Regions from separate parts of the Homo sapiens genome. Here region 2 is linked to region 1. Evidence: chromatin loops called from intact Hi-C (ENCODE). Cell type or tissue: CD14-positive monocyte. All regions are shown on one strand. Each heading gives the region's core, and the rest is flanking DNA. Links, peaks and the distances in the headings are about the cores only.

Region 1 (16,150 bases), core at 3,944-11,943:
TATGGAATGCGGAAAATTTAGAGGTGTCAGCATAAAATCATGTTTTTTCTAAGAAATAAAAAATAATAAAAATGTATATATCTTTCCTAGCTCTTTCTGCTGAAAGGGCCTAGAAGTAATGCTACTCTAGTTACAATGAGCACTCCTAGCACCTAGATCTTGGTGTCTAAAGATAATTCCCCTTTAAAAATAGCTGATTCTAAAATACAACATAAATACAAGATAAGACTAGAATATTTTGTTGTAGTAGAAAATAAAGAAATTATTTGAAAAATAAAAAGGCCCAAGGATGTTACAAAGAGGAAGAATCTCAAAGAGACCTCTAGCCAAATCAATGATCAAAAACAAAACAAATAAAAGAACAAAGACGGCTGGGCGCAGGGGCTCACGCCTGTAATCCCAACACTTTGAGAGGCCGAGGCAGGCAGATCACCTGAGATCAGGAGTTTGAGACCAGCCTGGCCAACACAGTGAAACCTGGTCTGTACTAAAAACACAAAAATTAGCTGGGCATGGTGGCGGGTGCCTCTAGTCCCAGCAACTCAGGAGTCTGAAGCAGGAGAATGGCGTGAACCCAGGAGGCGGAGCTGGTAGTGAGCCGAGATCGTGCCACTACACTCCAGCCTGGGCAACAGAGCGAGACTCCGTCTCAAAAAAAAAAAAAAAAAAAAAAAAAAAAAGATCCCAAAGAATCCTGACACTACTGGATTATAACACTGTGGAAAAAAACCTAAGAATCCACCAGTGCCCTTAATGATACTAAACAAAGAGAAAAACAAATAATAAGAATAACAGGAGAGCTTTTCTTTATAATAGAACATCAACTAGTAAATGTGGAAGGAATAACACAGAAAATCACGATTTTGCACCCATCATAGTAATATTTTGTTTAGATAAGAATCATCCAGGAATATTAAAACCATTGCGTGAAAGTTTGTTGGGAATGAGTATATTTACACAGCATGAAAATTTCTCCTCACAGATTATTCATTAACTACAAGAGGAAAAAAGTATTTCTACATAACAGATAACACTGTAGCTAAGTGACCACCAACAATGGGACAAACTGATATCTTATGATTCCTGATAAGAAAGGCTAAGAATACAACATCACTTATGTAACATTCCTGCCAAAAATGTATAACCTGAACTTAATTATGAGGAAACCACCAGTCAATCTCAAATTGAAGGATAAGCCACAAGGCAACTGGTCTGAATGTTTCAAAAATATCAATGTCAGAAGAGAAAAAGAAAGGCCAGGCATGGTGGCTCAAGCCTGTAATCCCAGCACTTTGGGAGGCCAAGGTGGACAGATTACAAGGTCAGGAGTTCGAGACCAGCCTAGCCAACATGGAGAAACCCCGTCTCTACTAAAAATAGAAAATTAGCAGGGCATGGTGGCGCATGCCTGTAATCCCAGCTACTTGGGAGGCTGAGGCAGGAGAATCTTTTGAACCTGGGAGGCTGAGGTTGTGGTGAGCCGAGATCATGCCATTGTACTCCAGCCTGGGCAACAAGAATGAAACTCCTCTCAAAAAAAAAGAAATAAAGAAAGAAAGAAAGGCTGTGGAGCCATTCTAGATTAAAAGTCATTAAAAAATGATTACAACTAAATGAAAAGCATGGTTCGTTACTGAATGTCTGATGAGAAAAAAAAATAAACACATTGCTATTAGGGATATTGCTAGGACAACTGATAGAATTTGGACAGAGATTGCATATTCCATAGTAGTATTATTGTATCATCATTAAATTTTTTGAACAGTCATTGCTCCATGTAAAACAATGTCCCTGTTCTTAAAATACAAATACTAAAGTATTAGGAGTGAATGTGCTTCAGTTGTATTTTTGAATCAGCTATTTTTAAAGGGGAATTATATGTAGGCATCAAGATCTAGGTGCTAGGTGTCTTCATTGTAGCTCAGGTTGCATTACTTCTAGGCCCTTTCACTAGGCCCTAAATACTTTAGTATTTATCTTTTAAGAGCAACAACAATAACATAGTTATAGGTGGAAAGATATAAAGCCAGCGTGGTAAAGTATTAACAATTGGCAAATCTCGGTGAAGGATATATGACAGTTTATTGTCCTAATTTAGCAACATTTCTATAAATGTGAAACTTTTACAAAATAAAAAGATAAAACAAATTTGAAAATCTTTAGGTGAATCTCTCTCCCCAACTAAATGGCATAAAAAAATTATCCTCCCTTTAAGCCCAGGGATTTTCCACTAATTTTGTCACTATTACATTTTCCTGTTGATAAGTTTTAGTTACTTCTTACAGGCAGCTGATGGAGAAGCAGGTTTGGGTGAAGGTGATGGGTGCAATTTGACACAGTGTCTTTGAGATCCAATGTGTCTCGAGAGATCCAATGTGATAGGAGCTCAGGGAAGAGGTCCCAGCCAAAGACATGGAATCAGGTGATATTAGTCCCTTGAGAGTTCTCCTGGAGGGAGCTTGGAGAATAAGAGTGGCAACTGTAAAGGAGACTAAGAGTGAATGGTGGGAGAACCAAGGGGAGCCATGGTTCAGCAGCTGTGGAAGGATACATTTCATATGGAGACCATGGTCCATAGCCTGAAATGTCCCAAGGAGTAAAGCAGACAACTGTAAAGTCCCCTGGATTTGGCAAGTAGGTGGTCCTTGGTAACCTGAATGACTTCCATAGGGGAGGGAGTTGAGGAGTGGGATTGGGTGAAACCACACCAGGGTGCATTAAAGAGTAATCGTGTGGCCAAGTGTGGTAGCTCATGCCTGTAATCCCACCACTTTGGGAGGCCGAGGTAGGCAGATCACTTGAGGTTAGCAGTTTGAGACAAGCCTCGCCAACATGGTAAAACCCCGTCTCTACTAAAAATACAAAAATTAGCCAGGCGTCGTGGCAGGCACGTGTAGTCCCAGCTACAGCTCAGGAGGCTGAGGCAGGAGAATCTCTTGAACCCAGGAGGTGGAAGTTGCACTGAGCTGAGATCGTGCCACTGCAGTCCAACCTGGGCAACACAGCAAGACTCTGTCTTTAAAAAAAAAAAAAAAAGTAATTGTGTAGGCCGGGCACAGTGGTTGAGGCCTGTAATCCCAGCACTTTGGGAGGCTGAGGCAGGCGGATATCTTTGAGCTCAGGAGTTCAAGACCAGCATGGGCAACATGGCAAAACCCCATCTCTACTAAAAATACAAAAAAATTAGCCATGTCTGGTGGTGGTGTGTGTCTGCAGTCCCAGCTACTTGAGAGGCTGAGGTGGGAAAATCTCTTGAGCCTGGGAGGCGGAGGTTGCAGTGAGCTGTGGTTGTGCCACTGCATTCCAGCCTGGGCAACAGAGCTAGACACTGTCTCAAAAACAAAAACAAAAACAAAAAGTAATTGTGGAGGTGAAATGTGATAAGAGTATTTGGATAAGCCTATTTGGAAGGGCAGGAGAGAAATATAGATGAAGGCAGATTTTTGGATTTGGTCTTTAGAGCTGGAAGGGATTTGCCCATGGAGAGGGGGAGGTTAGAGAATTGGAAAGGGGGATAGTTACATTAGCAAGAGCCCAGAGGAACCAGAGGGCAGGAGATCAGGGGTAGAGTGGTGGAACTAACCTGAGTAGGGAAAGAATGTATCTTCCCACCCAGTGGCCTATGAACCCTAGGGCCTTGTCTTCTGTCTTGATCTGTCTCAAAAGAAACCAAACTGTTAGCCTCTTTCCTAATATTTCTGATGAGCCAACCACAGGATCCTGGTAGGCAGGGTATTGACTTAGGTAGAGTTCTGAATTTGGAGTGGGAAGACAGCTTTAATTTCTTGTTTTTTGCTTGACTTCCTGACTGTGTTATCCTTTCTGAGCAGCAATGTCCTCATCTTTAAAATGAAAAAAATGTACTCCATGTAATAAAGTAGGACAATATATGAAAACACTTTAGAAAGGGACTTGCGATTAGGTAGCTTTTTTGAGGTGTTTGTTTGTTTGTTTGTTTGTCCCTCTGCTCTTAGGATCTGGCAATATTCCAGTGACCAGGAGATCTGGAAGTTGCCAAGAATGTTCTCTGCAACTGCTGGCTTCTAATGAGGCAGCTCACACAGGATTTGCTGTCTTGGATTTAAAAATAAGTGCATCCACAGAGAGATGGACTGTCACCAGAGGTTTGGTAATATAATTAACTGTAGAATGCAAGCCAATGGAAGCCAGCTGGCAATCACTGAAACTTGGGGGTTCGGTAGCTCAGAATGAGTTTGTTATTGAGAATTGTTTATAATAATCAAATTTCCACTAGGTGACAGCAAAGCCCATAATATGATCTAAATCATTGTTCTTCTTGAATAAATAGTGTTTGAGAATCTTCCAAAAGCAGCAGATCCTGCCATTCTGGAGAGAGTAATTATTGCTAAAATTATGACATATGGCCTCGAGATATTGTCATTACTCTTCTGAGATAAATAACTCCAGTTTTAAAAAAACCAATTTTAGTGTTTGACATTCTAAGTCACTTGAATTTATAGAAACAACTATAACAATAATTTAAAAAGCTAATATGTGTTAACCATTTGCTGTGTGCCAGGCACTCTTATAAATGCGCATGGCTCTTGATACTACCCAACCTCTCAGAGGTTTCACAGGGACCACAAGTCCCCTCTTTTAATAAAGAACTAAGTCTTCCCTGGGCCACTTCTGTAACCATAACACTAATTACATAAATACATGCTTGTGGCTGAACTACCCTGCCCAGGAGAGGAGGAGTTTGGTTATGCATATTAATGATTTAGTCAAGAGCCCTTTACAGGGTTTTATGAACAATTTTCAGTTATAATTGGTATTTCTCAGAGCATTTATCTTTTTTAAAAATAACTTTCCCCCTCTTAGACCTATGCTAACCCTTCATTGGGTTCCATGTTGGTGGCTCATTCATCTTGGGACTGTGTTGAGTTTGCGGTAACCTATTGGAGTCTTTTTTTTTAGGGTCTAAGGCGGAGACCCCAGGCAGAGTGAGCTTGACTCATCATGGTACAAAGCCTTTAACCATCAGAAGGAAGTGGGAATTATGGGGGCATTGCTGGTATTTGACTCTGTCCCCTGGCCCCTGGCTCCTGAATGCTTGCCTTGGTTCTAAGCAGAGAAAGGACTGAGAAGTAAAATGGCAGGGCTGTTTCTGGAACACACTAATTCACAGGCAGCCCTGCTTAGTTTGTTTTCTTCAATCAGAATATAACATAAAAACCAGGGAGCTACATAGCTGGCTCCTCTACGGCTACCCATACTGCTTTTCTTTTCTTTTTAATTATTACTATCTCTGAAAGTATGCTATAAATGCATGAGATGAAATTTCCAAAGGTGCAACAGAGCACACAGTTAAAAAGTAAGTTTTACTTCCCACACCTGTTCCCCATAGGAAACCACTGGTTCTCATAGTTACCAGTTTCCAGTAATGTTCAGCCTCAGCAGCCTGGGGATTCCATGCTTGCAGGACAGTGGTAGGGATGCTGGCTGCTGATGGGGGGAGCAGTTAGGAGTAGCTCAGATTGCGGAGTGAGTTAAGCACATGTGACACCTCCTGATGAGGCTCAGGGACTAGGGGCACATGGCGTGTGGGAAAATAAGCCAGGAAACCTTAGGAATTCATAACAAGATGGCCTTATTTGCACCCACAGGCTGGTGTTGCCTGGGGAAGTTGTGTACTATTATTATTGAAATATGTTCTCAGATGAAAGTTAAAAAATAAAGATAAGTATATCTCATTATTTAAGTATATATATATACGTATATATATGTATATACATATTTATATAGGTATATATAAGTATATATATACGTACTTATATACGTATATATGTATACATGTATACGTATATATATGTACTTATATACGTATATATATTTCTTATATACATATATGCACATATATAAGTATATATACGTGGGTATATATACACGATACGTATATATACACATATATATGTATATGTGTATATATATAACTATATATACGTATATATATAATTATATATACGTATATATATAATTATATATACGTGTATATACACGTATATATATGTATATATAAACAGTTTTTCCTGCAATATGGAGCCCAAGCCCCAGTCTCCAAGTCTCGTAGCAACCCAAGAACCAGAAAACAATGCCTCCAGAAGATAGAAATTGACACTCCTAAGGTCACCAGCAATCTTATCCAACAATGTCAGCTGAGCCACGAGAGGCAGCAACCATTGCAGAGTGGCAGCCAGCCTAGGCAAGCCATGACCCAGCCCCTGACACTGGCCCCAGGTGCATTCACAAGGGTGAGCATGTGTGCTGGTTGACCCAGGACCACCTCAGTTTATACCTGGGATAATTGTTAAAAGGGTCCTTTTCCAATCTCAAGAACTGTCCCAAGTTTGTCAATAAAGTACATGATCTCTCTAAATACAGTTCCCCTGTGCATCATCTTCCCCCGTGCCACTCCTCCAGGGTGCTGGACCAATTATGGAGTTAGGGTGGGTCAGGTGTCTACCATCTTTCAGACCCAAAGCTGCAACCATTTTCTTTCCCTAGGACCTCTTCTGGGTCTAACAGTCTCCTGTTTCTGGGGCACAAAAGGGCCAATTCTACCTCCAGTTCAGGCAACAGAACTCCCCAGCCACCCTTCGGAGGATTGGATACCCTAAATGCTTATGCCTCTTTTCCCCAATGAGCCCGATGCTCAATAGCTCAAATGTAGTTTACCACTGAGATACGTAATAAACATCTCAGGATATTTATTTTGGCCCCTCTCTAATCCCTAGCATGTCATTTTCATGAGGAAAAAAAGGAAAACAAAATCCTCCTACAATAACTGGAAATTTCCAGAGGTTAATAATTTTGGAAGCATATTCTTCTGGATATGTATGTAGTCTTTTATTAGTTCTAGCTGTTTTTCAGCAGACTTTAAAAGTTTTTTCTGGGTAAACAATCATGATTTGCAAGTAATAATTATACTGACACCTAATATTTATTTATTTAACATTTTGAAACTTTTTATTTTAGAGCCTAAAACTTCTAGGATATAATTGAATAACAATGATAGCAAGCATGTCTTCTTGCCGACTTTAATAGAATGCTTCTAGTATTTCACCCTTAAAATGATGTGATTTAAGGTTGGACTTTGTGTGAAGGGAGTATCCTCTTAAGCTTACCAAAATAATTACTTTGGTTGTAACTTATAGAATAAATTGTCAGTATCTTGATCTTTGTTTTGTCCAGATAAATGGCAATGGAACTATACCTTTGCTTTACTCAGATATCCAACTGTTGCAGCTCTTTCTCTTTTTACCTACAATAAAATATTAAATCCATAAATCATTAAGTGCATGGGTTTAAGTCTAGTTGTGGGACCTTGCTAACTATTCTGAATTTCACTTTCTTTATCTGAAAATTAGAATTAAAAATACTGACTTCACAGAGTTGCTGCATTAACTTATTGCCTAGAATGTAGCAAGCACTCAATAAGTGTATTATTATAGCTGTTATAATATATATATTTCACTCTCTGATCCTATTGGAGATATAGATATAAAATATATCACATGTAATAATAAGAGAGTGAAAAATCTCCTTAGAAAAGACTTTTCAGTTAATGACAGTGGTGATTCTAGGATTATCTTAAGTTCACTGTGGTCTTTTCTTTAGAGGTGGTAGAATGCCCAACTGTTCCAGTTTGTTCTGGATAGGGGAGTGTCCCAGGATGAAGGACTTTCGGTGCTAAAACCAGAGAAGTCCTGGGTAAATTGGGACAAGTTGGTCACCTAGATCATGGTGATATTTGACTCCTTTCCTGTTTTCATCTGATCAGGTAGGCTCCTCCAGAAGACAAAAATAGCATTCAAAGAAAATTATTAAAGGCCTGCTGATGAACTGACATCACCATCATCATTTTAGTAATAATAATAATACTGTAATAATAAGCCATATTTAGAAGGAAACTAAATATCTTTCTAAGGAAATTTCTAGCAAACCAAGACAAACACTACTGGGATGATTTTCACAAAAGATTTACTCTTTGGATGGTAAGCAAGCACTAAGAAAGTAGCTATTCCAATGGGGCAGGAGGAAGAAAAGAGAAGCTGGGGTGCTTGACATAGTTCAGATACTACAAATCTGGTGCTCCTGATCTACAGAAGGAAGTGTGGACATAGACCCACACTGGGTGTGAGAGTAACAGGAAGAGGTGCAAGAGAGAGGTGATTCCCCTCTAGAAAGTTTGGGGCAAGCCTGGAGGGGATGCTGGCTTTGTGGGCTGTTGCCAGGATAGTTGCTACCCACCTGTGCTCTGGCCTGAACCTGGCTGAGTCATCACCCAGAATGCTGTGACAAGTGGGAGTAATTATAGCCCAGGAGGACATGGAAGCATCAAGTAATTACAGCCGAGGGGGACACGCCCTGGGCTATGGCGCTGCTGTGCACAGAGCACGAGGCAAGGTACAGGCAGGTGTGGGCAAAAGGTATAGATGCTTCAAAGTATTATTAAAAATGTGTGGATCCCCATGAAGCTCTACTATACTCAAGTTTACCAGGATATTTGGGTAGGAATGGGGCTGATGAGCCTCATCATTTATAAAATCCAGAGTGCTAATAAAAGAAGTAAAGCTTTGAAATCTCCGGTGCCTGCTCACAGTCATCACTAACCAGCTTTACCTGGAGTACACATGAAATGAAACATCAGTCAGCTTGTAAATTTAAGTAAGCTGTGTTAGACTGTACACTTGTTTAAGTATCGCTTACTTCATGGCATGAATAAATGGATCTGTGAAATTCACTGAAAAAAAAAAGAGAGATCAAGATCGGGAGTACGGTGGAAACAGAGGTCATTGCTGGGTAAACTCAAAAGATTTAGTACACAGGACAGAGACATGGCTGAGGCACTGGGATTTTATTCTTACTAGATGCTGGACAGTTATTGTGGCTTCAATGAGATAATGCACATAGATACAGAGTTCTTACATGGCACATAGTTAAAGCTTACTATCACTTATTTTTAGTTTTTGCACCTTTGAAAGCTAATCAACTAATTTCCTCTAGTATAGAAGCCGGTGAACAAAAGTCAAAAAATGAATTTCTTTACTGGGAATAAAAGTTGTGCAAGTTGTGTTTGTTCCACCAACAATTTCCTTTGATCCAAATGGCCAGTATAGAAAGATCAGCATTCTTCTACAGTGGCTAGAGAACAAACAATGATGCCAAGGGCACATATACCAGGAAGAGACCACTAATGACCTCTCACAGGCCTCCCAAGGTAGCATCATGACCTGAAATTACCCATGCAGGCCAGGAACTGTAATTTTATTCATCCATAGGAAGAAACACTTATCTCAGGTGTTAGTTCTGCACAATAATCAAACTTACAAGAGTGAATACAAACCAGTGTATCTGTTATTTGTAGTTTTAAATTTTTATTGTTTTTATTTTTCAATAATTTAATACAATCAATCAATAAAAGAGGGCCATGTATGGGCCACTGGTGATAGTGTGTTACTAAACACAGATATTGGATAGGCAATTAGCAGTGTCTGCTCCAACCATGGCATCAGTTTATTAATTTTCAATAATAAATTACTATAAGAATTCTGGAGTCCTTATGATCAGTGCCAAGTGCCATGAAAAGTCCAATCAAAATCAGAAACCATTAATTTATTCCTTCAGAAGAAATTACTGCATAGGTTTATCTGACAAACACAGTCTTCCTTAAGAGATTAGCTTAACCATAATCAAGAGGAAGGTTGTCCTGAATGCAGAATACAAGCTAAGAAAGTTGACTGTTTAATGGCTTCAGGGTAAGAAAGTTTCTGGCCCACAGAACTGGAAATACTGGCCAGGTCACAGCCTCTCTAGGACAGTGCTAAGATGGAAATTACTAACATTGGCTTCAGTGACTTTTCCTGCTTTTTCTGTGCCCAAGTCACAAAAATCACTTTTTAATGTATGTATTATTTGCTTAGTCAAGTTAATATATCTACCTTGGTTATAGCAAACTTTTGCAAGCCCACAGGCCAGTTTTTCATCTCTAAAGAGTTTTTGTGTATCTCTGCTTTGATTTTGTAGCCTGTTGATTTCACTGTTTCTCCTTGTGCAAGCATCTCAAGTTCTTCTGACCACTTCACTGACACCCCTATATACAGAGAGCAACTATCCAATCTCCCTGCTTTTTGACATTCCTCTTATCTTGTATATAATACATAGGTAATTCCATGAAGTTCCTCAGGATCCCTTCTATTCAGTATATTGTTGACTGAAGTCTTTGGTCATCACCTAGGTCTCTGTGCCATTAATTACCTCCTTTATTTCTTGTATGTTAATTTATTACTCCACTGGATCCAGCTTCAGTCTACAAATATAGTCAAGTCTCCACTGCCCCCAAAACCCTGCCCTCAAGTCTGCAACTCTCAGGCTACTTTCCTTTCATGGTCGAGGGACTGGAAACAGCACTGTCATGCATCATTGCCCTCTTGCATGTATGAACACACCTTGCAAACTGGTTCCTACAAGTTCCACACTCCAGTGGAACTTGCTTCTTGGAGTAGAGCTAACCTTCAGTGACCTCTTCTCCCTGGGGTCTAGTGCTAGCCCCCGAAAGGAGTGAATGCCTTGCTTTGCTGACATTTTCCCTGGCCATAGTTAAAATAGGGACACACACTCAAGCTAGGTTACTTCCCTCTCGTAGGATATGGAGCATGGACTGGAGAGGTGCAGAATTTTCTGGAGCAGAGTTGTATTAATGGCTGCACCACCTGGGAGAGGGGTCATAGATTCCTAGGAGGCCCCCAGAGCTGCCCTGGTTCCTACCCTTCCCGAACCTTGGTTGTTCATCTCCTCCGCTGACTCTCTGTGAGCTCTCCTAGAATCCTCCTTTAGGCACTGCCGTTAAATTCCTTTTTTTCTTTCTGTCTAAGCTAGTGACAGTCAGCTTCTACCCTTTACAACCTAATTAACCGGTTAATTCTTAACCAGTTAATTCTCTTACCCTTTTTAACAATTCAGAAGCATTGAACACTGAAGAATCCCCTTCCCTGCTGAAATTGTTTTTCTGTGTCTTTGCTGCCTGTGCATTCTTGTGGCTCCTTGTCCTGCAGCATTTTCTCAGGCCCCACTGTCACTCCTCTTCTTTCCCTCACCCTTGAATGAAAGACTTCCTAAAATGTTTTAAAATTTTTTTTGTTTTGCTTCCTAAAATGTTTTAAAAATTTTTTTGTTTTGCTTTGAGACAGTCTCACTCTGTCACCCAGGCTGGAGTGCAGTGGCATGATCTTGGCTCACTGCAGGCTCCACCTCCCGGGTTCAAGTGGTTCTCCTGTCTCAACCTCCTGAGTAGCTGGGATTACAGGTGTATGCCACCATGCCCAGCTAATTTTTATATTTTTTAGTAGAGACAGGGTTTCACCATGTTGGCCAGGCTGGCCTTGAACTCCTGATCTCAGGTGATCCGCCTGCCTCGGCTTCCCAAAGTGCTAGAATCACAGGCATGAGCCATCGCCCGGCCCTTCCTAAAATATTATTTGTGAGAATCTTTTTTACATTCTCACTTATTCAAATCAACAAAACAAAATTTGAATGAGCCAGACACTCCACCTCAATTCAGAATATTTTGAAGACATAGTCTAGAGAACATGACTATATATATGGTCATATTCTATTGGCATAGTCAAGCAACAAGACATCCAAGTTCTAGATGTACATTTCTGGTTATCTAAATGTATATTTCTGATTCAACTCACCTAAGATCACCTATTACCATCTCAAATTTAATATGCTTAAAACTAGACTCATTATTTTTGCCCTCAAATATGATCCTTTTTCTATCTTTCTAATCTCAATCAATAACAGTACCATCCTCCCAGCATAAGCTTAAATAGCAGAGTCATCTCTTATTCCCTCTTCACATCTGGTCAATGCACAGGCCCTGCTGATTCTGACCCTGACACACATTCACCTCAGCAGAACACGCCCACAGGCACCCCCCGTCAAGTCTCCTTACATTTCCCTTCCTGCTGCAGGGGTTTACTAACTCAGTGCCCAACTATCTGGCTGTGCCCTACCCAGTCATCCTCTACATGGCTGCTTAAGTCTTTTAAAACTCAGATTTAATCATGACAGTTCCCAGAAGAGAAGCCTTTCAATGGTTCTCCAAGGGATGTTCATAAAAATTGCTGAGGAGTTCTGAAAAAGTGAAGATTCTTGGGCTGCAAATAAGACTTCCTCAGTCAGTTTCCAGAAATAAGGCATGGGCATTTTGAGAAACTCACCCCCCCACCCCCACCCAGGGATTTTGATATAGACCTACAATTAAGTGTCATTGCTTTAATGGAACCTCAATGCCTACTGAACAGATCTCAAATTTCTCACTGTGATATTTAGGGCACCAACTTCTGCTTCAAGCCTTGTCTCCTTTAATTCCTTACATATTCCAAAGTCTGACAAACAGTGATCACAGTAGTTACTATTTCCTGAATGCCTCCTGACATCATGCCTTTCATTAGTCTGCTCTTGCCACTTGGAATATCCTTTCTTCTCCATTTCTATTTCTCTCAATTACACCCTCCTTCAAGGTCAAGTTTGACTAATTTAGAGTAAAATACACTTAAAGTATTTAGAGTAGTTATGGGGTCATAATAAACCCTCTGTAATAGCAGTTAATGTTGTTATGATGATGATAATGATAAATAATACCTTATACTTCCATGAAGTCCTTACCACCCCCTAAATCAGAACTAGTCTTTCCTTCTTTTGTGTTTCCATTGCACTTTGTTTCTATTCCTTTTAGGGTATCTGCTAGATTCTGTTTTGCTTTTTGTACCTGTCTTCCCTTTCCTGGTGAAGTGAAACCTTGTTGGTGAACTCTATCTTGGTCAGGTACTAAATCATATTCAAAACATGGCAGTTGCTCAATACATTTTTACTATTTTAAATTGAGTTCTAAATGATCTATTTGAACTGTCACCCCAGCCAGAAACAGATGTTCAGCGGGACTTCCTGCCTGTTTGTCCAGCATGTTTTGTCTCTGAGCTGAGCAGGGGAGAAACCTGACTCAGAGCCCTTTAAATTAAACATGTATTTAAGTGGCAAAAGAATTTTCAATTAGAGCCTGGGCAAAGGAGACGTTAACATTTGTTGAGTGCATACTCTGCCAGAACACTGCAGTGTGTTTGCCCTTGGAACAGCTGTGTAGCAGGAGGCTGCTTCTGACCTATTCTGTATTCTTCCCTCCCATTGTTTGCTTAAGGTAACATTTATGTCTGATATTTGCTTAATGTGCCTTTCAAGTCGTTTCTGAGCATTGTAAAGAGGAAACGGTTCACTGGGTGGCAATGCCAGGCACTCAATCCTGAGTAACTGACGTGTTAGTGGTGCTCTTTGAAAAGTATGATGTACGGTTAAGTGTCAGACTGTCTGGATAATTTGCTGTTACCATCAGCCAGGTGGCTGTTTAAATGGTTTTAGATTGAGCATGAGTTTCCCATAATTTTAGGCCTTCCTCAAATCCATACTCCTAGGAGAAGTGGGGATTTTTGGCCCATGGCATGATGTCCCTGTGAACAGCAGCAGAAATGTAGATCTGTTTTGTGAGATAAGGGACTAAAGTGGTTCTTTGAGCCCATGCTTCATGTTGAATGGTAGTTAGGACTATAACACGGGTGGCTATATAACTTATTGTTAAAACAGTGGATGCTCAGCACAACAGAATCCTTTGGGACTATTCCAGGCAAACTGGGACCTCAGCTATTAAAGCACAGATCACCTCCACGCTGGGCATGGAGTCAGTGACAGCTGCTTCTTTCAACTCCAGATAAAGTGCTAAAAGAGAGAGTGTGAACCCTGAGAGTAAGTATAAAGATCCTCTGGATGTGCAGGATTCATCCTGAAGTGACTGAACAAAGCTAAGGGGTGAATTTGATAAATCTCTGCACTGCAGCCTAATGTTAGAGCAGGCTTCTTAGTTGAAAGAGCGAATCACACATTGGGGGCTTCTGAGGAAAGTTAGGCCTCTCCTCTAAATACCACAGTGTGATGAGGGGCAGGTATGGACTTTGCCTGAATACAGAGGCTGATGTCTGAACTTAAGAGTCTTATTGATTGCATCCATTGTTTTCTGGACTGTCCAGCGAAGCCCTCTCCAAGTCCTACCTTACCTTCGAGGCTCACTGAGCGAGGAATGTCTCTGTTGGTATTCTCACCGTCCTCCAATCCCATTGCTTTCTCCTTCCTTAGAACTGATACACCCTCTCTACTACCGAAGTTGTGACTTACATTTATACAGCCCCGCTGAAAATCATTACCAACCTACCTCAAAGGAATCTTTACTTATTGTGAATCCCTCTAGCATTGAGTTGTTGAGTCCCCTTTGCCCTTGTGATACATAGCCTTGCACTGTTACTTGTTCTTTTTACCTGGACTGTTTTGTCTTCCCAAATTGATTGAGAATATAAGTCATATATTATTGTTCTTCCTTCATCCGCATTACTCAATTATCGATGAATATTTATTGATTGATTTTGAAAATCTTATTTTGTATGTTGAACCATCTTGGTTTTGTTCTGAATAGACGAGCTATTTATGTTACCAAAATGTACCTGCACTTTCCCTTCATTTCTGACCATATCACCAAAAAAAAAAAAAAAAAAAAATTCCTCCTAATCTGGAATTTACATCAGACTTCTTGGAGGAATTGGGAGATGAATTAATATTTTAACTCACAAGGGTGATGCTAGAAGCCTAAAGTACACAGCAGAAGTGGTAAGATGAATAGAAGTGTTAAAATCCACAGAAGGGCCAGGCACAGTGGCTTGTGCCTGTAATCCCAGCACTTTGGGAGGCCGAGGCGGGCGGATCACGAGGTCAGGAGATCGAGACCATCCCGGCTAAAACGGTGAAACCCCGTCTCTACTAAAAATATACAAAAAATTAGCCGGGCGTAGTGGCGGGCGCCTGTAGTCCCAGCTACTTGGGAGGCTGAGGCAGGAGAATGGCGTGAACCCGGGAGGCGGAGCTTGCAGTGAGCCGAGATCCCGCCACTGCACTCCAGCCTGGGCGACAGAGCGAGACTCCGTCTCAAAAAAAAAAAAAAAAAAAAAAAAATTAGCAGGGCATGGTGGCGTGTGCCTGTAATCCCAGCTACTCAGGAGGCTGAGGCAGGAGAATCGCTTGAACCTGGGAAGTGAAGGTTGCAGTGAGCTGAGATCACACCACTACACTCCAGCCTGGGCAACTCTGTCTCAGGGGGAAAAAAAAAAATTCATCAGATTGGAATTGGGATCCTGGGTTTGGTTCTTGTGACTACTAAGCCTTAGAATTTACTTCTTCTCTGAACCTCAGTTTGTTCATTTGTAAAATATTGATCATAATATTTATTTCTGTAGGGTTATTGTGAAGATTAAATGAGATAACGTATAAGAAAACACTAAGCATGATGCCTAGAACAGTGAATGTTAAATAATTCTCAATCTGAATGGGTCACTGATGTTGTTTTGGAGTATGCCAAATCCTGTAATTCTAGGTATTTTGGTTTCCTTATAGAGCCACATTTGAAAGATCACCAATGGAGATAAGGTCAAACTTGTTAGATTGTAAATAGCCTCTTGACATAAGTAATGGAACCCAAAGACCTAAATAGAGGATGGATGGATTAGTATCCATTTATAATACACAAAATGAACTGTTCTTGGTCAATTTCTCACTTCTTTGACTTAATACAATGGCCTATTATTAAGTAATCAATCATTGATCTAATTTATTATACAATGAATGCAGTCTATTGAGAAAGTCAGATCAAAATGCTTAGCTGTTTTATGAGGGAAAAATCAGATGAGGAACAATTGTGTGTTATCACTAAAAAACAAAATTAACAGGAACAGTATCCTATAAATGAAGCATAATGTGATTGGCTACCAGCCTGGTCTTAAAGAAAATGGGTTGGTGACATTTTCTTAAATGGTACCTTTTTCCAAGGACCTCTTATCTCAAAATCTTCTGAGGGCATGGGCTAGAATGCAGTCCTCCAACTGGAACTTCTCCTTTTTCCTGAATGGAAGCTTTCTAACTTCCATGCCACTTATTTTTATTACCAAAAAGCACATATATGTTGGTGTTTATTTTCTCTGATCAGTTCTATGGGGAATCTATATCTCTTAAGCAGATTTCCCAAATGAGTATG
Region 2 (16,150 bases), core at 3,747-11,746, 280 kb after region 1:
ATTCTCTCATGTTGCTAAATGTAGGGAGACCCCCTGAAACTACTTCTATGGAATAAAAGATGAAATGCTCCTGATTATTGTAAATAAAAAATTGCATGCAGGATTGTGTAAAGACAATGCCAGGTTGGACTGCCAGAACGAGCCAACAGCACGTGATGTGCTTCCCCCTGCAGAGAGCCTATGAATGGACGTGCAATCAGGGAGGTTTCACATCACCAAGATTCCTATCCCAGAAAAGCAGATGTTCATAGCTCTAGGAATGGAATGCGACCTTTGTGGAGAGCCTATAAACGGACGCATGGTGGGGTGCCTGTCCATAGGGATAAGATAGGGCTATAAATGCCCTCATCTTGCCACGGCTCTTCTAGGCCTCTTGAGGGTTAAGGCATACTCCCTTCTGAGAATTTCTGGTCTAACCGGTTGTCTAGCTTCACGTCCTGTTTCCATGGATTGTTTGTAACCAGCTTTTGTTGCAACTGTTACTGCTGATTAATATCTTGCTAATCATAGGTTATGGAAAGATTGTGTTTCTGTTTTAAGCCTCTGTTAGAAATTACTGATGCACACACTATATCGTAAATTCTTATCTCTGTATACTGTACTTCTACATACTAATGTACTGTACTTCTACATACAAATGTTATGTTAAAGAATTACTTCATCCCCATGTGACCATCTCACCTCATAATCAAATGACCCTAAATCCCTCACTAACCTACCCCCTCCTCACTAAACTTAATAATACATGCTGGACATAACCAGTGCATTGTTGGCACTGCGGGACCAGAAGGCGGTGACCCCCTGGACCCAGCTTTCACTATCTTGTGTGTGTCTATTATTTCTCAACCTGCTGATCTGCCTGGGAACAAAGAGAGAGCCCCATTGCATTGCGGGCTGCTGGCCAGATCCCGCAATATCTGGCACCCAACATGGCCTTCTTTGTTCCTCGGCGCAGTGCACTCTGAGTGCAGTTTGTGATGACTAGTCTTCAGTCTCAACGGTAAGGTCTCCGGGTATGGTTTTTCCGACTCTCCCCTCTTCTCAGGTTTGTTGACCAGTAATATTCCAGGCTTATTATGGGACAATCACAGTTTAAACACCAGCCTTATCTGTCTTTTATTAAACTTCTTCTTAAACAGGGTGGAATCAAGGCTGATTCCAATAACTTTATTCTCTTATTTCAGACTATTGAAAAACATTGTCCTTGGTTTCCTGACAAAGGTTCTATGGACCTGTTAGACTGGGATCGAGTTGGTGCCACACTCTGCCAACTCAAGAGAGAATGGTGTTTTACTTCCTATTTCTGTTTGTACTGACTGGGCTCTCATTTGTGTTGCTTTACTTCCTTTTCAGTCTGGTGGTCCTCTTCAACTGCCAGAAGTTAATGCAGATGGTGAACTGCTCCCTTTACCTCGGGTAGCTGACCCCCCTACTAGTCCTCTTTCTGATGATGAAGAAGAATTCGATCTCTCCTTGTTTTCTCCCCAAGAGGAGGAACCTGGTGATGATCCCCTCCCTCCGCCTCCTATCATGGAAACTGTATATGTTAACTCTTCTTCTACTAAGCTGTTGCCCCCTCTGCCAGAGGAGGACATGCGGCATTCTTCTGAATGGTCTGTTTCTCGTTCCTCTTGTCCTTTTGGACCTCTCCCCTTTTCTAAGCCCACTGTTTCTTTTGATGCTCCGGGACCCCTTCTTTCAGAGGCTTGGAACCCTGCTTCCCCTCAGTCCGCATCCCAGCGCCCTCACTCTCCTTCTCTTCCTCTGTCCCTGCACAATGGATGCGTGAGTCACCTGTTTAGGTAGAGCAGTGGCCACTGTCCAAACACAAGTTGGAGGCTTTAATTGAAATTGTTAATGATTTACTACAAGCAAACACTACTGAGCCCTCATTGTCTTCATGGAACTCTCCTGTGTTTGTTGTACAAAAAAAGTCAGGAAAATGGAGGATGGTAACAGACTTAAGAGCTGCTAATGCAGTTATTAAACCTATGGGGGTGTTACAACCCGGTATGCCCTCCCCCTCCATGATTCCTAAGGAATGGCCTTTAATTATCATTGACCTTAAAGACTGCTTTTTCCATATTCCTTTAGACAAGTCAGACTGTGAAAAATTTGCTTTCACTATACCTTCCATTAACAATTCAGCTCCCGCAGCTAGATATCAATGGAAAGTTTTACCTCAAGGAATGATTAACAGTCCTACTATTTGTCAGTTGTTTGTCGGTACTGTGTTACAACCTATCCAACAGACTTTTAAAAATAATTACATTCTTCATTATATGGATGATATACTAATTGCTGCCTCCACTAAAGATGAATTAATTCAATGTTTTACCTCTTTAAAATTAGCTGATGCCAATGCAGGACTCCACATTGCTCCTGATAAAATTCAACAAGCCACTCCTTTTCTGTACTTAGGAATGCAGCTAGAAGCTCACTCCATTAAGCCCCAAAAAGTCCAACTTCATACTGACAATTTAAACACCTTAAATGATTTTCAAACATTACGAGGTGACATCAATTATCTCAGACCAACCCTAGGCATCCCTACTTATGCATTATTTCATCTATTTGCCACTTTATCAGGAGATACAGATTTAAACAGTCCTTGCTCTCTATCTGAGCCAGCAAAACAAGAGTTGTCTTTTGTAAAACAAAGAGTGAGAGAGGCACAAGTCTCTCATATTGACCCAAATTTGACTTTACAATTTTTAGTTTTTCCTTCCATCCACTCTCCTACGGGACTTATAGTACAAAATGATTCTCTAGTTGAATGGGTATTTCTTCCTAATTCAGCCTTTAAAACTCTTTCAATATATCTTGATCAAATAGCCACTTTGATTGGGTTAGGATGTCAACATATCACTAAAGTTTCCAGCTTTGATCCAAACATTATTGTAGTCCCTTTGTCAAAAAATGAAGTTAAAAATGCCTTTTCTACATCCTTGTGCTGGCAGACTAATCTGGCTGACTTCATTGGCACTATTGATGATCATTTGCCTAAGTCAAAATTCTTTCAATTTCTAAGAAATACTTCCTGGATTCTACCAAAACTTACTCGTTCATCACCACTAGAGACAGCCATTACCATTTTTAGTGATGGATCCAGTAATGGAAAGGCAGGGTATGTAGGACCAAAAGATAAAGTCATTTCTACTCCATACAATTCTGCTCAAAAAGCTGAGTTGTTTGCTGTTATCTCTGCATTACAGGATTTTGATCAGTCTCTTAATATTTTCTCTGACTCAGCATATGTAGTGCATGCCACTAAGGCAATAGAAACAGCTACCATCAAAAATATTACTGACACTAATCTGTTTTCCTTTTTCTCTTTGTTACAAAAAACTGTCTTTGTTACAAAAAACCGAAACCACTCTTTTTTCTTCACTCACATTCGTTCTCATACTAATTTGCCTGGACCTTTATCCAGTGGTAATCATAAAGTTGATACTCTAGTTTCTCTAGCCATTACAGATGCAGAACAATTTCATCAACTCACTTATACTAATGCCAGAAAAACATTTCTCTGGTAACCGTCCTACAGTAAACCAAGGAAGAGAAGTATGGTGGAAAGATGTTCAATCTAATATATGGTCAAAAAATTCTATTTTAACGTGGGGAAGAGGTTATGCTTGTGTTTCCCCAGGTGAACATCAATCTCCTGTTTGGATTCCTGCTAGACACATGAAATTGTGTCCTGAAAATGCATACAACAACGAGACAGAGAAATTTGCTGAAAAAGCACCACAGCAAGAAACAACTAACACATCCAATCGTCAAAAAGAAGAAAATGACCACGCTAACTCCTTTACAACAGACAATCCAGTCAGCCTTCCTGAACAACTTGTCTCCAGAGATCCAGGTCTGGCTCAACCTCTGCCTCCTCCTGATGACACTGATCCTTCTACCCTCTGTTGCCCCACAGACTGTTAAAAACTATACACATTGGGCCTATATTCCTTTTCCTCCTCTTATTCGAGCCATGACATAGATGGACGCTCCTATCGAGGTCTATGTTAATGATAGTATTTGGATGCCTGGTTCTGTAGATGATCGTTGTCCTGCCCAACCTTCAGAAGAAGGAATCCCTTTCAATATCACTTTAGGTTTTAGGTGTCCACCTTTGTGCCTGGGACCCACTAATGGATGTCTCTCATTAGATATTCAAACTTGGGCGGTCACACTACCATCTGGTCACTCTGTCCCTCCTTTGGGACACTTGGTATCAGGGCTCTCATTAAAACCTCTAAGGCAGATCAAAACAGAAATCACTGAATATATTCACACAACCCAATATAAGCCTTTAGGACCTGCATGATCTCTCAACTTGTCTTCAAATGCTGACAAATTAATATGGAAAGATTGTGTTAGCTCAGAAGGAACTGTGTTATTTAATTCTTCTCAGTACACCATTGTTGACTGGGCTCCCAAAGGTCATATTACTAATGATTGCTCTCAAGGTCACAAAGATTGTCAACATTTTCTCTATGATATTACTTATCAAAAAAGTAGTGACAACCCTCCCCTGTTATATCGTAGATTTAACTCCTTTTTTCCTCTTAAGTGGAAAGGGGCAGGGGTTGCCCCTCCAAAGCCAAGGCTCATTGTTCTGCACTTAGAACCTGAACATTCAGAATTATGGAGATTAACAATAGCTATGACTGGTATGAGAGTTTGGGCTGGAGAAAGTGTTATAAGTAAATCCACCTTGTCACCTCAAAATATATATACTATCTATATGGAGTCCAACAAAACTATATCACTTAAAAGTTGTGTTAAACTACCATATACGTTATTAGTAGGAAAGATGCATGATAGTTCAGAAACCAACATAATTACCTGTGTTAATTGTTACTTGTGTATTTGTATTGACTCATCCTTTAATCAATATCATAGTATTTTAATAGTCAGAGCCAGAGAAGGTATTTGGCTCCCTGTAGCCTTACATGGGCCTTGGGAATCTTCCCCCTCTATCCATGTTATTAACAATATTCTACAGAAAATTCTTAAAAGGAGTAAATGATTTATTTTTACATTAATTGCAATAATAATGGGCTTGATTGCTGTAACTGCGACTGCTGCTACTGCTGGAGTTGCATTACATCAATCTATTCAAACTGTTCATTTTGTGGATAAATGGCAAAAAAATTCTACTCAGATATGGAATTCTCAGTCAGGTATTGATAAAAAATTGGCTAACCAAATTAATGACCTAAGACAAACTGTTACATGGATGGGAGATAAAATTATGAGTTTAGAACATAGATTACAAATGCAATGTGATTGGAATACTTCTAATTTTTGTACAACTCCGTTTCAATAAAATGAGTCTGTTTACAATAGGGAATCAGTAAACTGTCATTTACAAGGAAGTGAAGATAATTTAAGTTTAGACATAAGCAAGCTAAAAGAACAGATTTTTGAGGCCTCACAAGCACACTTAACTGCTTTACCTGGTGCTGAAGTTTTAGGTGGTATCTCTGAGGGATTATCTAATCTCAACCCCATTCAATAGGTAAAATCTTTGGGAGGATCCACTATCGTTAATTTTGTTTTGTATATAATTTGTGCTATTGGTTTATTGTTCATGTGTAAAATTGGAAAAAATATTCTTCAATCCAATTGTGATCAGCACCAAGCTATGATTGCTATGGTTCATTTAAATCAGAGAAAAGGGGGAGATGTAGGGAGACCCCCTGAAACTATTGCTATGGAATAAAAGATGAAATGCTCCTGATTATTGTAAATAAAAAATTGCATGCAGGATTGTGTAAAGACAATGCCAGGTTGGACTGCCAGAATGAGCCAACAGCATGTGATGTGCTTCCCCCTGCAGAGAGCCTATGAATGGACGTGCAGTCAGGGAGGTTTCACATCATCAAGATTCCTATCCCAGAAAAGCAGATGTTCATAGCTCTAGGAATGGAATGCGACCTTTGTGGAGAGCCTATAAACGGATGCATGGGGGGTGCCTGTCCATATGGATAAGATAGGGCTATAAATGCCCTCATCTTGCCACGGCTCTTCTAGGCCTCTTGAGGGTTAAGGCATACTCCCTTCTGAGAATTTCTGGTCTAACCGGTTGTCTAGCTTCATGTCCTGTTTCTATGGATTGTTTGTAACCAGCTTTTGTTGCAACTGTTACTGCTGATTAATATCTTGCTAATCATAGGTTATGGAAAGATTGTGTTTCTGTTTTAAGCCTCTGTTAGAAATTACTGATGCACACACTATATTGTAAATTCTTATCTCTGTATACTGTACTTCTACATACAAATGTACTGTACTTCTACATACAAATGTTATGTTAAAGAATTACTTCATCCCCATGTGACCATCTCACCTCATAATCAAATGACCCTAAATCCCTCACTAACCTACCCCCTCCTCACTAAACTTAATAATAAATGCTGGCATATCCAGTGCATCGTTGGCACCGTGGGACCAGAAGGCAGTGACCCCCCCTGGACCCAGCTTTCACTATCTTGTGTGTGTCTATTATTTCTCAACCTGCTGATCTGCCTGGGAACAAAGAGAGAGCCCCATTGCATTGCGGGCTGCTGGCCAGATCCCGCAATAGCTAAAGAGGAACACAAGTATTTGCCTAAAGTTTTTTCTCTATGTGCAGAGTATCTGCATTTTTTGAGATGCATGGAAGTTATAATAATTAAGAGCAGTGATTTCAAAACCCAGATTTCTATAAAAAGTCTGTGGCAATTTAGGCTTTCTCTAACCCTCTCTTCAAAACCCTTCCAGGTTCCATCCACTGCCTACACTCCTACATTTCTAGATATCACTTCTAGGTACCAAAATCTGTATTAGGTACCTATTGCTGCCTAAGACTGTCATCATAAAATTAGCATCTGAAAAGAAGAAACACTTACTATCTCACAGTTTCTGTGGGGCCAGAATCTGAGTGTGGTTAGCTGATGTCTCTGGCTCAGGGTTTCTCACAAGGCTGTAATCAAGATGTTGGATGGGGCTGCGGCCATCCCAAGACACATGGGGGAAAACCCTCTTCCAAGCTTCCAAGCTCACTCACCTGGTTGTTGGCAGCTCACAACTTGACAGCTGGCTTTCTTCAAAACAAAAGAGTAAGAGAGTGAGAAAGGTGCTGAAGACAGAAGTGACAGCCTTTTTGCAAGCTGGTAAGTAAGATACCATCACTATTGAAGTAGTCTCTATTGGGCGGCAGTCACTAGGTCCAGCCCATACCTCCCGGCGGAGGGATCACGCAAAGGCATGAACACCAGAGGGCAGGAGTCATTGGGGCCATCTGCCACATTTACCTTCTTACTACGCACACCTTCCATTCTTTCCTTCCTTACCTCTTCCCTTCCTTCCTCATTCTCTCTTCTTCCTTCCAGGGCTTACTGTAAGTCTACAGTGGCCCGGGAGCTACACCAGGCATTGGGAATGCAAAGCTTATGAACACTGAGGTTTGCAGCCCAGTGGAGAAGAAAGGTCCAGTAAAATAACGTTTTCCAAGCTTCAGCCACTCGCTGTTTTGGCCATGTACATGGGCTTCTTAAATCTTTTCTAACTCAATGTTTTTCTTTAAAGTGATGGACCTTTAAAATATGGCCTCATCCTAAACTCATGGTTTTTGACTTTGACTGCCTGATGGCGTCACCTTGGGAGACTATTTAACCTGGAGATGTAGGGGATGTGGTTGACACCGGGCATCCCGTTCTCCCACCCCACACTTGCTTTACCATGTACTTATGCCCACCACAGTTGGGAGGTGACAGCTTACCTGGGGAGGAGATCCGTTCTTTTGCTCTTTGGAAACAGACTCCAAGCTTTGCCCCGTATTATTCCTCTGTTCTACCCTTCACAATATCCCCTGCCCTTACCCCTTTTCTGAATATTCATCAACCAAAGGGCAGTGCATCAGTGAAGGACAAATCTTCACAAAAAAGATACTTCCCGTTTGTTTTATTAAAAAGAAACGGAGCATTATTGTGGGCACTTGCGACTCCCAGTGGTAGAGAAGGGAAAATACATTCAGTGATGTCGGGGTAGGAGAGAAGGGAAGGAAGCATCTTTCACCAGCTCTCCGGAGCCTTTGCTTACACTACAAATGCAAAACAATGTCTCTAGGGGGCTAAAACAACACACACAAATAAGAAAACACTTCCACCTCTCATCCCTTATCCTCCGCAGTTTTATTCACATCTAAGTCAGGTAGCAATAGTCACCTCCACCAGTACAAACACAGCCAGAAGCTATAAGTGTCATGTTGTTCCCTCATCTTGCCCTTGGCCTCTTGGAGCTTAAGGACTGTTAATGACCACAATCCACTGAGACCACCCCTACTCCTGCCTGCCGAACACCCTCAGTGCTGTTTAAAAGCTCAATCCATGAGCAGCCACCTATGCCAGGCTCTGGGCTAGCATTGAGTGGAGTGGAGCAAAGGTGAGCCAGCTGCCCACTCTGTTCAGGTCATCTGTCTGGATGTCCCCTCCTTTGTATTTACTGATTCTGCCAGGCAAGAAGTTGAGGAGATTTATTCATTTCATTTAACAAATAGTAACTCACTGTCTACTGTATGTCCTGCATTGTTTCAGGCAATGAACAAAAAAGGCCTTGCTCTCAGGGAACTTACATTCCCAGCTACTGAACCTCATGTTCTTGTCTTTACTTAACCCCTGGGTCCCAAAACCTGCCCAAATGGAAAGAAATCTTAGTGATTCTCCAACTCCTGTCCCCTGTAAGTGAGGTTACTGAAGCCCACTGAGGTAATGTGCCCGGCCTGAGGTCACAGAAGAAGACACAACAGACTCTAGACTAGATCCCAGCGTCCCAGCTAGAGATAAATGTCAAGACACTCACAGCTGTGGGCACAAAGCTGTCTGTCTGGAAGCATTTTGGGAAAGTTAGAAACCTAGTGAGCGAACATATTTTAATACATCAATTTCATCAACTGGCGAATGAATCAGGTAAAGAGAAGTAATTATATCTTTTGGTTAAAAAGCAAAGTACTCTCAGGGACTCACAGACTTCTTATGAGACTGTCTTTTCTGCCTCCCTGAGTTCAGGCAGGATTCATCTAGAAGCATCCTCTGTGGGTGAGGGGAGCAGAGGCACATGGCACAGCGAGAGGCTGCCCAGTGTAGCAGAAGCTTCTCCAACATCCGCCCAAGTACCCCTCCTGACCAAAGGGGCTAATCCATATCTCAGGGACCTGAGGAGATAGTCCTATGCTGCAGGAGGAAAAGCAGAATTGAAGTCTCATATTTTACTATAAAAACCAATATGAGTGTTGCATTCTGAGGCACTAATATATCACTATGCTTAACATAAAAATGATATTTTTACCCAAATATCTGAATAAAATAAATTCTGTAGAAGGATACACCACCTTTATGCAGAACACCTTATCCATTACCCCTGGGCCTAAGAGCCTCCATTTTGAGAAGCACAGACCTGGTTCCAAACCCAACTCTGTCTGTGGAATGCTAGCAAATTAACTTACTGCCCTGGAACTCAATTTTCTTATCTGTAAAAGCAACACAAAGTTGTGAGCTCTAGAGAGAGTAAGGACCACTGAGAATGGTAATACCATTGTCAATACAGAGTTTTACAAGTTACCAAGCATTTTCCATGTGTTACCTTATTTTCATAGGAAGAGAGCAGATCTGGAAGCCAGTTAATCTTGGCTTTGCCAGAGTGGCTCTGTTGGTCTTGGGCAAATGGAGTAACTTTTGTGAGCTTCCACAGCCTTATTCATGAAAGAGGTGTCATAATGACGCTGTGGGTTATTGTGATAACTAAACACACATAAGGTGTGCAGGCTTCAGTAAGTGGCACATCTCACTAGTGCCTGGAGCAGCTGCTGTGAGTGGGTGAGAACACCAACCCAAGTCAGACAGGCTTGACTCTCACTAACTGGGTGTCCTTGGGCAAATCACTTAACATCTTTGTGTCTCAGTTTCTTTTACCTGTTAAATAAGGATGAAAATAGTACCTTCTTAGAAAGTTGCGAAGATAAAATGAGTTACTATAAGACACACTCACAATAGCTGCTGGCTCAGAATGTTGAGTATTCCAGTAAGTACCTGTGCACAGTTGGCTGGCCTTATCATTGGCCTCTTTGGTTAGGAAACCAGAGGCTTAGAGAGGTTCTCCTCCATCAACATGACTTCTCTTCCCCAAGTGGAAGATCTAGTATTTGAACCCAGATTCCCTGATTCCAGAACCAGTGGTCTTTTTCACCATGCCCCACACAGGAGTGGGGGTTGCACGTCCTATAGTAGTTTATCTTCCACTGCAAGCCTTGAATCACTCGGGCACACACATAGAGGTCAATGCCCACACAGTGATGCCAAATATGAATAGCAGAGATTCTCAGGTTACTTACTTCTAGTTCATGAAATAATGCATTATTGCTTCCTGGAGAGGTCGGAGAATAGAAAAAAACCTCTGTGCCCCGTGACTCTAATGGAATTTCTGTCGGAGATGAAGCAACCTTCTCAGTTACCTTAAGATGTTAGAAGAAGCCAACATTATCCTGATACTATATGGGCCCAGCAGAGTTGTAAAATGTAAAAACTGTGAGAGATCACAGATTGTGTCAATGAAAGAGAAACCTAGGCTTTTACAGAATTAAAGTTAGTTTCACTGAGTCTTCCCTCAGATGGCAATCCAGGTGAATCTTTCAGTTTTGGTTAGACTGCTCCAAAGCAGTGTATGAACCCATAACTTACGTATTAGATGGTGGAGGTTCTACATGTGCTCAGAAGTTACATTAAAGCAAAATCTCATCAAAGCCTGGGTGTGAGAGCACATCTGATTATAGATTGCAGAGGGAAAATCATTAATACTGTCAGACGTTACGTACAAGAAAAGGCAAGGGCTGAGATCATTGAGCTTATCTTTTCTAAAAAACACAGTGATTCAGGTAAGAGACATGAAAACCTGAGGCATGGCTTCTTCACTGCAAGGGCTGGCTGTGAGACTGGCCAGAGGCAGATGTTTGCTACTTCGTCTCATAATTATTTTCTCCAAATAATAAGGAAATTGAGGTCTATGGCTCTTAGACCCCTTGACCTACAAGCTATATTTGTTTGATCTATTCTATTTAATAACCAGAGGCTTCCTCATTTGGGCCCCACCATGCATCCTCCCCCACTCAAAAGGGAAAAACAAACTGTTTTTCTTTACTCAGTTACTTCACTTTTGACACCAGATGTGTGGGTTTTTCACATCAACAATTCTCCAATCCTCTGTAGGCATTAACTGGGTGTCTTACAATTTAATTCTGAGAGTTAGCACAGACCCCACCACTAACGGGCTCAGCCCCACGAGATGGCCCCCAACTTCAGATACCAATTGCAAGCACAAGGTTGTTACCTGTACTTCTGAGCAACTAGCCATAAATCAACGGTTCCCATGACCTCCTCCTTGGGTTTAACCATTTGCTAGAATAGCTCACAGAACTCAGAGAAATACTTATGTTTACCAGTTTGTTACAAAGTTATGGAGCATGGGCAAGACATGGTGGCTCACGCCTGTAATCCCAGCACTTTGGGAGGCCGAGGCAGGTGGATCACGAGGTCAGGAGATGGAGACCATCCTGGCTAATACGGCGAAACCCCGTCTCTACTAAAAATACAAAAAAATTAGCCGGGCGTGGTGGCGGGCACCTGTAGTCCAGCTACTCCGGGGGCTGAGGCAGGAGAATGGCGTGAACCTGGGAGGCAGAGCCTGCTGTGAGTCAAGATCGCGCCACTGCACTCCAGCCAGGGCGACAGGGTCAGACTCCGTCTCAAAAATAAATAAATAAAAATAAATAAACAAATAAATAAATAAATAAATAAATAAAGTTATGGAGGATGTAGATGAACTGCCAGATGAAGAGGTACATAAGAGGTATGTGGGAAGGCTACAGATCTTCCATACCCTCCCAGGATGCACCATGCTCCAGGTATCTCCATGTGTTCAGCAACCTGGAAGCTCTCAGAATCTGTCCTTCTGAGTTTTTATGGAGGCTTCATTTATGTAGTGCCGATTGATTAAATAATTGGCCACTGGTGATCAACTCAACCTTCAGTTTTTTTACCCTCCCTGGAGACAGGGGGCTGAAAGTTCCAACCTTCTAATCACATGGTTGGTTTCCCTGCCAACCAACCCCCACTCGCAGACACTATAGGACACCGTAGCCAAAAATAATTTTATTTGCATGCAAAGAGACATTTATCCCTTTGGAGACTCCAAGGATTTTAGGAATGATTCCAAGGGTTTTAGGGGAGGATGAAAATAAAATTGTATATTTCTTAGTACATAGCAATATCACACCCACCTATTTAACACTACCACCTACCCTCTGTCATTCTGTGTCCAACTTTTTTGACTATTACAAAAGTTTATTTAATAAAAAGTTTAATATGAAAATGTACACGATCTAATTTTTACATCATAGAGAACAGACCCTTTGGAGAGGGGACATGAATTCCTCTGCTGGATAGCCATTATTTAGACTTGTTCCAAGGCTTTTAACGTGATGATACTGTTTCCTCCTATTTCCACTGTTCTAATATTGTTCTGTTGCCCACTAATTGCCATCTTCACACATTCATCTATCATAAGATTCATAAAATGACTGAATCCCCACAGTATTCCTTGGACACATCTACCACCATTTAATTTCAGTGACAACTTGTCCATAAGTTTTTTCAACTTGAGAGAGTGAGCTTTGTTCATGGTGTCTACTGAGCAGGCTCAGAGATGCACTGAAATGGAATTTATGGCCTCCATCACACTTCACAGATAGGCCCAGTGTTTAGTGTCTGATGTCACTCATTCTATTAGCCAATTGATCGTGGGCCTGTGTCCAAAATTTCAAGTCTTCTCCTTTGCCTGCAAACCTCCAAGCTTCCCTCCTCCCTTGCTTTCTCCAAGCCCATGACCCCCTTCCTACTACACAGAGAAAACAGAAGCTATCATAGGAAATGCTCATTGCTTCCACAGACTCACCTTCTACTGTGTCAACCCCTCAATCTGTCCTGTTCCTGGAGAAGAGAGGCTCTCTTCCTAGGCAATGTCTGGGTCTCAGCCTGCCTTCTTGAGGAGCTTACACTATATTAATTTTATCTGTTCTCTCGTAAATCTGTATCTCAGACTCTCCTGGCTCCTTCCAATAAGCATTTGGGCAAGTTTCCACCTCTCCCTCTTAAAAACCTAATAAAAACCCTCCTTGATCTCATATCCCCCTTTAGCTACTTCTTTACCTCTTTTGTTAGTGACCAGGTTCATTCTGCCATCACACAGCAATCCAATCACTGTGATGATGGATTTCTGCCTAAGAGGAAAAATTGTATTCACAACACTGTAATGCAAGGAAGCAGAAGAACAAATCTCCAGCAGGCCTCCCCAAAAATAGAGCTTGGAGATGCTTATGAGAAAGAAAGCAGGATGGTCTAAAGAGTTGGAAAAGATGATTGGCGGGTAGGAAAGGTGAGGTTGTTGGGATTTCTGCAAGCATAATTGAGCTACACAGTTCATCACATGACATGTGTGCAGAAAATGGCAGTGTTAGCATGATCTGAGGGTGGAGTTTTTGGCTCTCTGACATTGAAAGGTCATTCTTTGGTCACCTGCACAGGCCCAGTTGAAGGATCAGTGGTCTCAACCAGCTTGAACTGGAGAAGAGCTTCCCCCCTATAGTAACAGTTGCAGCTTTTTTTTTTTTTTTTTTTTTTTTGAGACGGAGTCTCGCTCTGTTGCCCAGGCTGGAGTGCAGTGGTGCGATCTCAGCTCACTGCAAGCTCCGCCTCCTGAGTTCACACCATTGTCCTGCCTCAGCCTCCTGAGTAGCTGGGACTGCAGGCACCCGCCACCAAGCCCGGCTAATTTTTTTTTATTTTTAGTAGAGACGGGGTTTCACCGTGTTAGCCAGGTTGATCTCGATCTCCTGACCTCGTGATCCACCCTCCTCAGGCTCCCAAAGTGCTGGGATTACAGGCGTGAGCCACCGCGCCCAGCCTTTTTTTTTTTTTTTTTCTTAACAGAGTCTCACTCTCTGGCCCAGGCTGGAATGCAGTGGCACCATCTCGGCTCATTGCAACCTCCTCCTCCCGGGTTCAAGCGATTCTCCTGCCTGAGCCTCCTGAGTAGCTGGGATTACAAACACACACCACCACACCCAGCTAATTTTTGTATTTTTAGTAGAGACAGGGTTTCACTATGTTGGCCAGGCTGGTCTCGAACTCCTGACTTAAGGTGATCCGCCTGCCTTGGACTCCCAAAGTGCTGGGATTACAGGCATGAGCCACCACGCCTGGCAAAACTTTTAAATAATTAAAGTTAGTTTTATTCAGAAGGCTTCCTGAGGATTATAGACAGAGGCCGACAGCCCAGGAACAGCCCTTCTGCTCTGTCAGAGGTTCTGTCAGACCGCTGTGACACAGGGCTTCAGCCCACTGTTTAGATACAGGTGGTGGAGGTTCAGTACATGCAAAATCACATCAAACTGGCTCAGAAGTTGTATTATAGCAGAATCAAATCAAGGCTTCAGTGTAAGAGTACATCTGGTCATAGATTACTAAAGTACTTTTGGTTATAGATTGTAAAAGTATGATCACTAACCCGGTCAGACATCTTATGTGTAAGAAAAGCCAAGGGCCAGGATCATTTATCCTTTTAAGGAATTATGTTGACTCAGGCAAGAGACATGGGGGCCATGTGCTATCTCCTGTTTTGTCCTCAAACTATCTTTCAGAGAGCTGCATGGTGTCACAGAGTCAGAAGTTTAAGCAGAAATGAGCAAATTTGGCTTCTTAAGTTTGCTACTTTGTCTCACACAGACTTTTTAAAATTTTTTCATTCATTTTTTTCATCCAACAAATTTTTGTTGAAGACAGAGTATGTGTTAGTCACTTTTCTAGGTGCTAGAAAATAGCAATGAAGGGAGAGAGAAAAACTCTTGTCCTCATGAAGCTCACTGTTTAGCAGGAACCTGAAAAGGTCACATGGAGCTAAGGAAGTGAGCCATGTAACACGAGAGGGAAAAGCATTTCAGGCAGAGGGAACATCAGTGCAAACGCCCTGGTGCAGGGATGAGAGGGTGAGCACTTGACAATCATGTCAGAGAGTTAACGGGGGAAGTAGTGTATGTGCTGAATTCTGCAAGGCCTTATGCTCCTCTGTGAGGTTTCTGGCTTTTCTCCTGAGTGACTGGGGGCTGCTGGAGGGTTTTAGGCTGAGGAGAAGGTTTTAAGCTCATCTGACATGTTTTCTATAAGGATCAGTCTGACTGCCACGTGGGAACAGGGAGGACTGCGGCTTGGACCAGGATGATGGAAGTCATTGAGTCCAACAGGAAATTGTGGAACTCCTGAGGGCTCAGCCGCCCCTGGTCTCTTCTCCCTGAGGTGAGAGTCCTGCAGTGAGACGTTGCTTATGTGACCCCATCTCCTCCCGTGATGCCAGTCGCCTTCTACTCATTGCCAAGTCCAACCCAGGCATCTTCTCCGAGCTCCCTGTCATTGTTTCCATTTGGCTTTCTCACCATCACCTCAAACACAGCCTATCTTGTCCCCACCAAACATGCCCCACAAGCCACCCAGTGCTAAGCCAGACACTTGGAAGTTTATCTGCGATACTTCCCCGCACTTCACCTCCACATTCATTTAGCTCTGCACTAAATGAATGGTTTTATTCATCCACCATTTCTCTCCACATCCTTTCTAAGCCACCACTGTGTTTGCATTAGTCTCCCAACTGGACTCATGATGTCCACTCCTGTGCCCTTTCTCCCCAGTCCCTTCTCTAAGCTGCAGGCAAAGAGAACCTTTAAAAATTCAGATCTCATCAGATTACACCCCTGATTAAAATCTTTAAATGCCTTCCCATTGCTCCTAGATAAATACCAAAGTCCTTACAAAACAAAATCCCCATCCCACCCTGAAGTATCTTACCCTTTCCTTCATCCCTAGTCATATTCTATACCCTGTCAGTCTTTCTTTCTTTTTTTTGAGACGAGTCTCTCTCCGTCGCCCAGGCTGGGGTGCAGTAGCGTGATCTCGGCTCACTGCAAGCTACGCCTCCCAGGTTCACGCCGTTCTCCTGCCTCAGCCTCCCCAGTAGCTGGGACTACAGGTGCCTGCCACCACGCCTGGCTATTTTTTTTGTATTTTTTAGTGGA

What was found. A loop is a pair of places that touch in the nucleus more often than their neighbours do. Peaks named below come from ENCODE experiments on the same cell type or tissue, not always from the same donor. Only the 100,000 strongest peaks of a DNase experiment are listed, where the experiment ranks them.
Region 2: it touches region 1 in a loop (14-fold over the local background); 76 of 110 quality-filtered maps call a loop at or near these places.

The regions. Positions count from the first base shown.
Region 1 is chr11:93,213,937-93,230,086 of GRCh38, reverse strand. LOC112268080 (ATP synthase subunit ATP5MJ, mitochondrial-like) reads left to right here and starts at 7,547. Exons shown (of 1, transcript XM_024448785.2): 1 at 7,547-8,779. The coding sequence starts at 8,457. The coding sequence ends at 8,633. In CD14-positive monocyte, for the core only: CTCF peaks have their summits at 4,069 and 4,268 (motif pointing right); no DNase peak of the experiment used is centred there.
Region 2 is chr11:92,934,001-92,950,150 of GRCh38, reverse strand. It overlaps the pseudogene SNRPGP16. Among named protein-coding and RNA genes, the nearest start is that of LINC02746, 26 kb to the right of the region's middle. In CD14-positive monocyte, for the core only: CTCF peaks have their summits at 7,771 and 7,980; a DNase peak (open chromatin) is centred at 7,980.